Linked DNA regions of Homo sapiens: region 1 is linked to region 2. Evidence: chromatin loops called from intact Hi-C (ENCODE). Cell type or tissue: heart left ventricle. All regions are shown on one strand.

Region 1 (5,000 bases), 160 kb before region 2:
GGTGGACAGGTCATTATACATTTGTCGGAATCCACAGAACATACAACACAAGAGTGAAGCTTAATGTAAACTATGAATTTCGGGTGATAAGAATGTGTCACTGTAGGCTGCTTGATTGTAACAAACGTATCCCTTTGGTGGACTCCAGCGCAGGATGTTCACACTGGGGGAGGGTGTGGGTGTGTGGGGGCAGAAGATAAATGGGCACTCTGTACCTTCTGCTCAATTTAGCTGTGAAGCTAAAATGTCTCTAAAATATAAAATCTATTTTAAACAAGAAAATAAGAAATGTATTAAGGGGCAAAAATCTTCACTATTGCTTTTTTTAAAATGACAGCTTGAGCCCAGGAGTTCAAGGCTGCAGTGAGCTATGACTGTGCCACTGAGCTCCAGCATGGACAACAGAGCCAAGATCCTCTCTTAAAATGTATGTATTTTATTTTACTGATACATATCAGATGTACATATTTCCAGGGTACATGTGATAATTTGATACATTCATATAATCAAATCAGGGTAACTGGGATATCCATAATCCTAAATATTTACATTTTCTCTATATTAGGAACATTCAAAATTATTCTCTTCTAGCCCCCGCCTCCCCGTTTTTTTTTAATAGAGGGGAGATCTATGTTGCCCAGGCTGGTCTTGAACTCCTGAGCTCAAGCATCCTCATCTCTGCCTCCAAGTGCTGGGACTACAGGCACATGCCACGCACCCAGCTAACTTTTGGACTTTTTGAGAGACATGGGGTTTCACCATGTTGCCCAGACTGGTCTCAAACTCTTGAGCTCAAGTGATCAGCTCGCCTCAGCCTCTCAAACTGTTGGGATTACAGGGGTGAGACACCGCACTCAGCCCTCTTCTAGCTATTCTGAAATGTACAATTCAAGGCCAGGTGCAGGGGCCTGCGTGTGTAGTCCCAGCTACTTGGGAAGCTGAGGCAGGAGACTCTCTTGAGCCCAGGAGGTGGAGGTTGCAGTGAGCCAAGATCGCACAACTGCACTCCAGCCTGGGCAATAAGAATAAACCTCTGTCTCAAAAAAAAAAAAAAGAAATGTACAATTCATTAATGTTAAACTAGAGTCATTCTACGGATCAGGTTTTTTAAAAAACAGAGTTTAAAAAAAGAACTAAGATTATAAATATTCATCAATAGGTAATACAGGTAATTTTGTTTAAAAAAAGGCTAAATTATGATACATCCATACTAGTTACAGTAAAAAAAAATTAGATAACTGTAGATATACTGAGATGAAACAAAGTCCCAGATGTACTTATGAGCAGACTGATAACAGTTCACATTTTGTGGAAAACAATTATATATTATGCATTATGTACTATTTGAATTTTCTAAAATAGCATTTATTTTTATAATTACAACATAACTTTATAAGCTTTCAGTAACCCTAAGAGGCAGAACTCTGAACAGCCACTTTGAAAAGAAGAGGAAAAAAAAAACACACACACACACACAAGAAAAGCCAGGGATCTCCAGACATCCTATACACAGTTTTTTAGTATCTGCTAGAAATATGTCCTAAATCACTTATTTCTACTTAATGTCAGAATAAATGCTGGACAACCAAGACTTCCATATTCTTCCAAAACTGAGACACCTAAATTTTCAATAGAGTAATTGTTAAACATACTGACATATCCATGTAATAAAGTATTACACCTAGTTATTTAAAACCTTTATAAGCAGTTTTAACAACGTGGAAACTGCTTAGGTCCGATGCTCAGGAAGACAATACACACATACACACACACAGATAATCTATCATCTCACTTATATAAATACATACAAAAAAAATTGGAAGAAATACCCCAAAATGTTTAACGATTATCACCTCTGGGTGATGGAATAATAGGTGAATTTTTTTTATTCTTTATACTTTTATCTATGAACTTTCAACAATATGTAAATATTACTTTTAGGTAAGTGTTTGTTTTGTTTTTTTCCCAGAGTAGAAATCATTGCTCTTTCCTGATAGAAAATAATGCATTTCTACAAAGCCGTCCTCATCCTGCCTTCTCGCTAGTGGACTTTGTTCACTCTCAGTGCTCCGTGTTTACTCGGTTAATAAATGGAAAGACAGATGTATTCTATAAAGTCAATCCTTTTTTATGCCATCTAAGGAAAACCCCTAGGTCTCATGCACCCCAAGGCCCTTCCACCCTAACAACTCGATTTCCCTGAAAGGTATGTCTGGAAGCCCTTCCGTGACAAAGTAAATAAATCTTGATATTTCTCTTCAATTTTCATAACGTGAACACTACCGATGAGCCCTTGCTTAGTTCATCTGTCTTCCACTGCCTGACACTGACAGGTCATTTCCACGGGTTTGCTATGCAGCCGCTTGAGGTTCAGACTCCGCAGCGGGTTGGGGGCAGGGGTGCTGGGGCCTCCCGTGCGAGTTGGATTCTGGAGGAAGACAAGGAACCTGTTCCTAGCGCTCAGCCGGGTCCTGCGATGGCTGTGGCTGTGACTATGGCCAGGAAAGAGGCAGAGAGGCGGGATACGGTCAGAGCTGCGGGGGCTGGGGCGGAGAGGGCTGCTCCCAGGTCACGGCGCACCCAGGCGCCTCCCCCAGCTGCCAGCCCCACCTCGGCTGCTGCTCCACAGCAGGAGGGTGCAGCCCCAGCCCCCGCAGAGCTAGGGACTGGTGTATGGGGAGCAGGCCGGGTGCCCCGGGATGAACTTGAGGCCCAGCACTGCCAGCTTCCAGCTGTGGGAAGGGCTGGTGGCAAGAGGGACCCGGAAGCAGCACTGGGCCCGAGGGCGGAGATCAAGGGACATCTCCCTAAGCGTGGCCGAGCGCACTGGCTGCCATCTCCAGGTCAGCGGGGGCCACATTCGCGCACGGAACATCAGCGCGCCCCCAGAGGAGAGCTTGGCCCAAAGCATCCTCCGATTCCCAAGAGAAGTTGCCCACATTGCTTGGGACCCCCGGGGAAGCCCCGCTGGTGGAACAGTAGGGGTCAGCACCCCAGGCTGACCAGGGTCTGGGATCGGGGGGACCTGCGCCCAGGTGGCCTCCACGCTGGCGCTGCTCTGGCTTCTTTTCCGTGCTCCACCTCTCCAATTCTGAAACCAAACCTGGACTCGTGGCTCGGGAGTCTGTTTTTCTGGCCGGTTCTTTTCTGACAGTAATTCCAGGACAAGGGTCCGTTTCAAAGGCCTCAGTAAGAATCGTGTATTGATATCTGTCAAATTTGGTCCTCCTATGCCTCTGGCCTGGCTCAAGTGTGTCTCAGCCACAAGCCGAGCTCGCTGTCCACTGGGAGCCTCAGTGGACAGGTTAGTTTTTTTAAAGTTTAAAGTTTTAACCAACTTTAAACTTAAAACGATTGTAATCAGGGCTTACAATAAAACTGTAAATTTATTTTATAGGCAACACCACTGTTTAAAAATCAATTAACTTTACATATTCTGCCCTTTTCTTCTAGGTCTATGAAAAATAAGATAACATTAAAATTAAATTCTGACTCCAAAGACTCCAATAAGCAATACAATAGGAAAAGTGACTAATACAACTTTAAACTGTAATAACAGAAAGATAGTGGCTAACAGGCTAAATGAACACAGCCTGAGAAATAAGTGAGATTATGACCCAGGAGTGAACTACTTGGGGTTCCGCCACTCACTATCTGTGCTACTTTTACAACCCTCTGACTCTTTGAACTATGGGATGCCATCTGTAAAACAGAGAAAAAATCTTCCTCCTGGGTTACTGTGAACACTGAATGATACAGGAGTATGAAAAACATTTTAGTACTGTGCTGGCATAAAGGTTCAAAAAATGCTCAGTATTCTTCATATTCAGTTCTGAGTACAATTTAAGATGGACATTGTGGCCAACTGGAACACACTTAGAAGGACAACAGGAGATGAAAAGAGATCCCCAAAAAAACCATCTGAAAAGGCACCTGAAGCAACTAGCTTGGACTCAGACAGTAAAGGAGATACGATGACTGAACATTTAAAGGACACATATGGAAGCAAACTTATTTAGCAAAGTTCAGGAAAACAAAGCTTTTACAAATTACAGGGAGGCAGATTTTTAGTGCTCTGTAAGAAAGAACATGTTCAAAAATGGAACAGATCACAGGGCGCAGTGGCTCACACCTGTAATCCCAACATTTTGGGAGGCCATGGCAGGCGGATCACCTGAAGTCAGGAGTTTGAGACCAGCCTGGCCAACATGGCAAAACCCCATCTCTACTAAAAATACAAAAATTAGCTGGGTGTGGTAATGGGTGCCTGTAATCCCAGCTATTCAGGAGGCTGGGGCTGGAGAATCACATGAACCCAGGAAGCAGAGATTGCAGTGAGCCCAGATCGTGCTGCTGCACTCCAGCCTGGGCAACAGAGCCAGAATCCATCTCAAAAAATAAAAAATTTTAAAAAAAGAAATATACACTTTAAAACTCTTTAAATTATTTATCTTAAAATAGAAAAGAAATTTAATACATATAGAAGCTTTTACCTTCAAAGGTACCTTTAAAACCTTACATTAAACAAGAAAGGTGGAAAATAAAGTGCTCCAAGACTTACACTTTGCTTCTGACAGATTTTGATTGGGTGACCAGACCAACATGCCAAGATTGTCCCGTTCTTGACTGCGTCTTGCCAGTTTGGCTTGGGAGAAAGAAAAAAGAAAATTCTTATTAAAATTTAACACATATAATAAGCTATAAGTAACAATACCTTTTAATGACATCACCCACCTTTTTACCTGTATCTGGCCCAATGGGCCCCACACTTAACATCAGAGTGAGGATGGAGATGGGGGAGGCGAGAGTCTGCTGAAACATTTCTACTTGCAAGTCCTTTCCTACTTTTACTGATTTTACAGTATGCTGCTCTGCTTTTAGGCATGAGACATCCAAGAAGAAATCCACAGGTGCCAAGGTGCTCAAAGGTTCTTTTAAAATGTTAATTCTTCATGTGTGCTTGCAGCACCCTTACCCTTCTCTGCCTGAGTTACTTTTTA
Region 2 (5,000 bases):
CTGAGCAACAAGAGCGAAACTCCGTCTCAAAAAAAAAAAAAAGAAAAAAAAAAGAGCAAAACTCTGTCTCAACAAAACAAAACAAAACAAAAAAACAAAACAAAACAAAAAACCCAAACCAAAAAACTCCATGCGAGTGTTACGCGGTACCCCTGCAACATGGGAATCCTTGTGTGATGCAAAAGTTAGGTTTTATGCATTTGCTCAATTTTGCACCTCCCACTCCAAATGGCCACGGAAGGCTGGTGCGCCGGAAGGTGTTCTGTGTCTGTCCGGTGGCTTCTCCTCAACCTAGCCTGCACTCGCCAGGCTCTCATTCTTGTAGTTCAGAAGCAAAGTTTTAGAGAGAGTATGGATTTTGCCATTGGAATTGCTGGCTTCCGGTTGTGGCTGTGTGACCTTGGGCATGTCACTCGACCTCTCTAAGCCTCCATTTCCTCTCTGCTTTTAGTCCCCACTAAGGCCAACGTGTGTATGGAAGTGGGGGTGGGGCTGGGGGTTGGGATGGCATTTTCTTCCTTGGCAGACAGGGCCCTTGAGAGCCTTAAAGAGGGGCCGGGCGCGTTGGCTCATGCCTGTAATCCCAGCACTTTGGGAAGCCAAGGCGGGCAGATCACCTGAGGTCAGGAGTTCAAGACCAGCCTGACCAACATGGTGAATCCCAGTATCTACCAAAAATACTAAAATTAGCTGGGCATGGTGGTGCATGCCTATAGTCCCAGCTACTCAAGAGGCTGAGGCAGAGGCAGGAGAATCGCTTGAACCCGGGAGGCAGAGGTTGCAGTGAGCTGAGATGGCGCTACTACACTCCAGGCTGGGTGACAGAGTGAGTCATGGTCTCAAAAAAAAAAAAAAAAAGAACCTTAAAGAGGACTGCTATGAGTTCTCCTTGCAGACGAGGAAAGTACCCCAGTTTGACCCCTCAGTCTCCGGCTCTGGCTGGGTAGGGCCATCCTGGCTTGGTACTTTTGCCCTAGCTCAGGCCACGGTGAGCCCCCCGGTGAGCAAATGCTCTTGGTCATGCCATGCAGAGGCTGGGCTGGGCGCTCTGTGGATCCCCACGCAGGATGGGTTCTGGGGTGCACAGAAGAACCTTTTTCAAACATGGTGGTAAAACGCACATCACATAACACTTACCGTTTAAACCATGCTTAAGTGTACAGTTCACGTCTTTGCCATGGTCAGGGGAAAGAAGGAGGAAGGGAGGAATGGAAAGAAAGAAAAGAAAAATAAAGAAAGAGAAAGAAAGGAAGGAAGGAAAGGGAGGGAACAAACGAATGAAAGAGAAAGAAAAAGAAAGAGAAAGAAAGGAAGAAAGAAAGAAAAAGAAAGAAAGGAAGGAAAGAGAAAGAGAAAAAGGAGGGAAAGAGGGAAAGAGAAAAAGAGGAAGGAAGGAAGGAAAAGAAAGAAGGAAGGAAAGAAGAAAGGAGGCAGGGAGGGAGGAAGGAAGGAAGGAAGGAAGGAAGGAAGGAAGGAAGGAAGGAAGGAAGGAAAAAAAAAGCGTACAGTTCAATCTAAGCCGAAACTCCATACCCATTAAACAATACCTCCCCATTCACGGCTCCTCCCAGCCCCTGGCAACCACTATTCTACTTCCTGTCTCTCTGAATTTGACTACTCTGGACACAGAATGTAAGTGGAATCCTACAGTATTTGTCTTTTTGTGACTAGCTTATTGCACTCCGCATAATGTCAGGGTTCACCTTTCATCCATGTTGCAGCATATGCAGAATTTCCTTCTTTCTGCGGTTAAAGAGCTCTCCACTGTCCGTATAGACTGTTTGCTCACCCCTTCACCCGTCCGTGGACCCGTGGGCTGCTCCCACCTTTTGGCTGTTGGGAACGCTGCTACTGTGAAAGTGGGTGTGCAAATGGAAGAACATTATTTTGATGGTGTTGAATTTGGTTTAACCCATATTAGAGCAAACATAAGGAGCACAGCAAACATCACAGATATGAGATGAATGCTTAGGGTGCGGCTGCAGTGACGAAGTGATTTCAGGTCAATCACGAAAGGGTGACAGCGGACAGGATGAGAGTCGCCAGGAGCCAGCGAGAATGACTTCGGTTTGAGAAAGTCTAAGCTGGGTCAAGCCAAGGAGGAGCCCAGGCCACTCGCCCCGCGTCTCCCTCGCCGGGATCCCCTCCTCGGACCTCCCCCTCCTGTCTCCGGGCTAGCCCTTCTGCCTGCGGCTACCACACTCCCCTGGGGCAGCTTTGGCCCCGGGTTCCAGGAAAGCATCTGATTGGCCGTGTTCTCACTAGGCCAGCCCTGATAGATCACTGGCCAGCCTATGGATAGGCTCCCCTCAGTCAGATGCCCATGCCTGGTCCAATCAGCGGTGGGAAGCCGGGAGGGTCGGGGAAGTAGCTGTGGCTGGCGGGGCTCCCAACTCCTGCAGGGACTCCTGGCGGGTCCAAGGTGAAGCCCGGCCAGTCTCAGGCTTCACAGCGCCCCCTGGTGGTCCGGGGCGGAGGCGGGGAGGAGCCCAGGCAGCCGCAGGGCGAGGCTCAGGGCAGGCGTGGAGGCTCAGATCCGTAATCTCAGCACTTTGGAAGCCAAGGGGGGAGGATCGCTTGAGATTGGGAGTTTGAGGCTAGCCTGGGCAACATAGTGAGACCCCCTATCTCTACTAAAAATTAAATTTAAAAAAAGGGGGTCAAGGTCTGAGCATGGCTGACTCCACTCTGGACTCCATACCTGAGGGTAACCAAGGGAAGGGTGTTGGGGAGCGGTCCTGCCTGGGGCTGACCCCCCAGAACCTGCCCAGCTCCCCTTCTATCTGGGGCTGGGGGAGTTGGTTAGTGCGGGGTGGGGTGCGGGGACCCAGAACCCCCCAAAGCTGCTCTTCTCTCCCGGGCAGCCTCTGCCTTCTCCCAGCCCCCCTTTCATCACTCAGGGAGCCCTGAAAGTGAGGACCTCAGGTACTGTGCGTTTCCTAACCTCGCCTCAATCCTGGGTGTCCTGTTTGGACTCTGGGGCCCTCTGCGCGGCTCTCAGCGAATCTCTCAGCACAGGGGTGCATGGGTACCCCGCCCTTTGGTTCCAGGCTCAAGTCAGTGGCACCGTGTCCCCTCCAGGCCAGAGAGAGGGGTCTGCTCCCAGCGGTTCGTGGGCGGCTGGGGCTGGCGCACACCCTCTCTGCCTTTCCCTCCCGAAGCGCCGCCGTGGGCCAGGCCCCACCCGAACGGGGAGCGTCCCTAATTGCCCTGCACTAATTGCAGCTTCACCTGCGCGGCTGGGCTGGCCTCCCCTGAGCCTGGAGCTTGTTATTGGAAATAAGCCGATTTCTCCAGTTTGGGAGAATTCAGACTTGGGGGTTGAACTACTTGTGATTTGGGGCATTTATCATTGAAAATAGGCCTCGTTCCCTCACGGAGAGTTTTCTGTAAACAACTCGGCGCCACACATCCAGGCTCGCGTATCCGGGGCCCTGGGACCACACACAGGCCCCAAGGGTTTGGGGGCTGAAACCGGGAAGGTTCAGGGCTGCCTCCAGCATTGACCGGGTCTCAGCTGAGCCACAGCCCATCTGAAGGCTTAACGCAAGCTCTGGCTCTTTTTTTCTCTTTCTTTCTTCCTTCCTTCCTTCCTTCCTTCCTTCCTTCCTTCCTTCCTCCCTCCCTCCCTCCCGTCTCTTTTTTTCTTTCTCCTTTCCTTCCTTCCTTCCTTCCAGCCACAGCCCATCTGAAGGCTTAGCCCAAGCTCTGGCTCTTTTTTTCTTTCTCCCTCCTTCCTTCCTTCCTGCCACAGCCCATCTGAAGGCTTAGCTCAAGCTCTGGCTCTTTTTTTCTTTCTCTCTTCCTTCCTCCTTCTCCCTTCCCCTCCTCTTTCCTTTCTTTTTGACAGAGTTTCACTCTTTCACCCAGGCTGGAGTGAAGTGGCTCACTGCAACCTCTGCGAACCCTTCCTTCCTTTCTTTTCTTTTCTTTTTCTTTTTTTTTGACAGAGTTTCACTCTTTCACCTATGCTGGAGGGAAGTGGCTCACTGCCTCCTGGGCTCAGGCAATTCTGCCTCAGCCTCTCGAGTAGTTGGGATTACAGGCACCCACCACCACACCCAGCTAATTTTTTGGTACTTTTTAGTAGAGACGGGGTTTCACCATGTTGTCCAGGCTGGTCTCAAACTCCTGACCTCACGTGATCCACCAGCTTCAGCCTCCCAAAGTGCTAGGATTACAGGCGTGAATCACAACGCCTGGCCCTTTTTTTCTGTTTTTGAGATAGAGTCTCCCTCTGTCACCCAGGCTGGAGTGCAGTGGTGTGATCACAGCTCACTGAAGCCTCAAACTCCTGGGCTCAAGCGGTCCTCCCACCTCAGCCTTCCGAGTAGCTGGGACCACAGGCACGTGCCACTATGCCTGGCTAATTTTTAAAATTTTTGTAGAGAAGAGGTTTTGCCATGTTTCTCAGGCTGGCCTGGAACTCTTGGGCTCAAGTGATCCTCCTGTCTTAACCTCCCAAAGTGCTGGGATTCCAGGTGTGAGCCACCCACACCTGGCCTTCTCTAAGAGTTTTATTGATGTAGGCCATGAGTGGTGGCTCACACCTGTAATCCCAGCACTTTGGGAGGCTGAGGCAGGTGGGTCACTTGAGACAAGCCTGGGCAGATGGCGAGAATAATTATTGCTGAATAATTTCCATTGTATGGAAATCCCACACTTTATACATCTATTCACCAGTTAATGGATATGCCTTTCCATTTTGAGGGTATTATGAATAATGCTGCTATGGATGTTGACTAAAGAAATAAAATGCAGCTGGGCATGGTGGCTCACACCTGTAATCCCAGAACGTTGGGAGGCCGAGGTGGGCGAATCACGAGGTCAGGAGTTTGAGTCCAGCCTGGCCAATATGGTGAAACCCCGTCTCCACTTAAAAAAAAAAAAAAGGGCTGGGCGCAGTGGCTCACGCCTGTAATCCCAGCACTTTGGGAGGCCAAGATGGGCAGATCATGAGGTCAGGAGATCAAGACCATCCTGGCTAACACGGTGAAACC

What was found. A loop is a pair of places that touch in the nucleus more often than their neighbours do. Peaks named below come from ENCODE experiments on the same cell type or tissue, not always from the same donor. Only the 100,000 strongest peaks of a DNase experiment are listed, where the experiment ranks them.
Region 1: a loop joins it to region 2, with 2.7 times the contacts of the local background. A loop is called at or near these places in 34 of 110 quality-filtered maps.

Annotation. Positions count from the first base shown.
Region 1 is chr14:102,681,540-102,686,539 of GRCh38, reverse strand. RCOR1 (REST corepressor 1) reads right to left here. Exons shown (of 12, transcript NM_015156.4): 3 at 4,562-4,645. Among named protein-coding and RNA genes, the nearest start is that of RCOR1, 91 kb to the right of the region's middle. In heart left ventricle, no CTCF peak of the experiment used is centred here; a DNase peak (open chromatin) is centred at 2,749.
Region 2 is chr14:102,522,112-102,527,111 of GRCh38, reverse strand. LOC105370680 (a long non-coding RNA gene) reads right to left here. Exons shown (of 4, transcript XR_944239.2): 2 at 1,704-1,851. Among named protein-coding and RNA genes, the nearest start is that of ANKRD9, 15 kb to the right of the region's middle. RefSeq lists a silencer at 2,270-2,569. In heart left ventricle, CTCF peaks have their summits at 2,258 and 2,468 (motif pointing left); DNase peaks (open chromatin) are centred at 2,391 and 3,181; H3K4me3 peaks cover 1,426 bases; H3K27ac peaks cover 800 bases.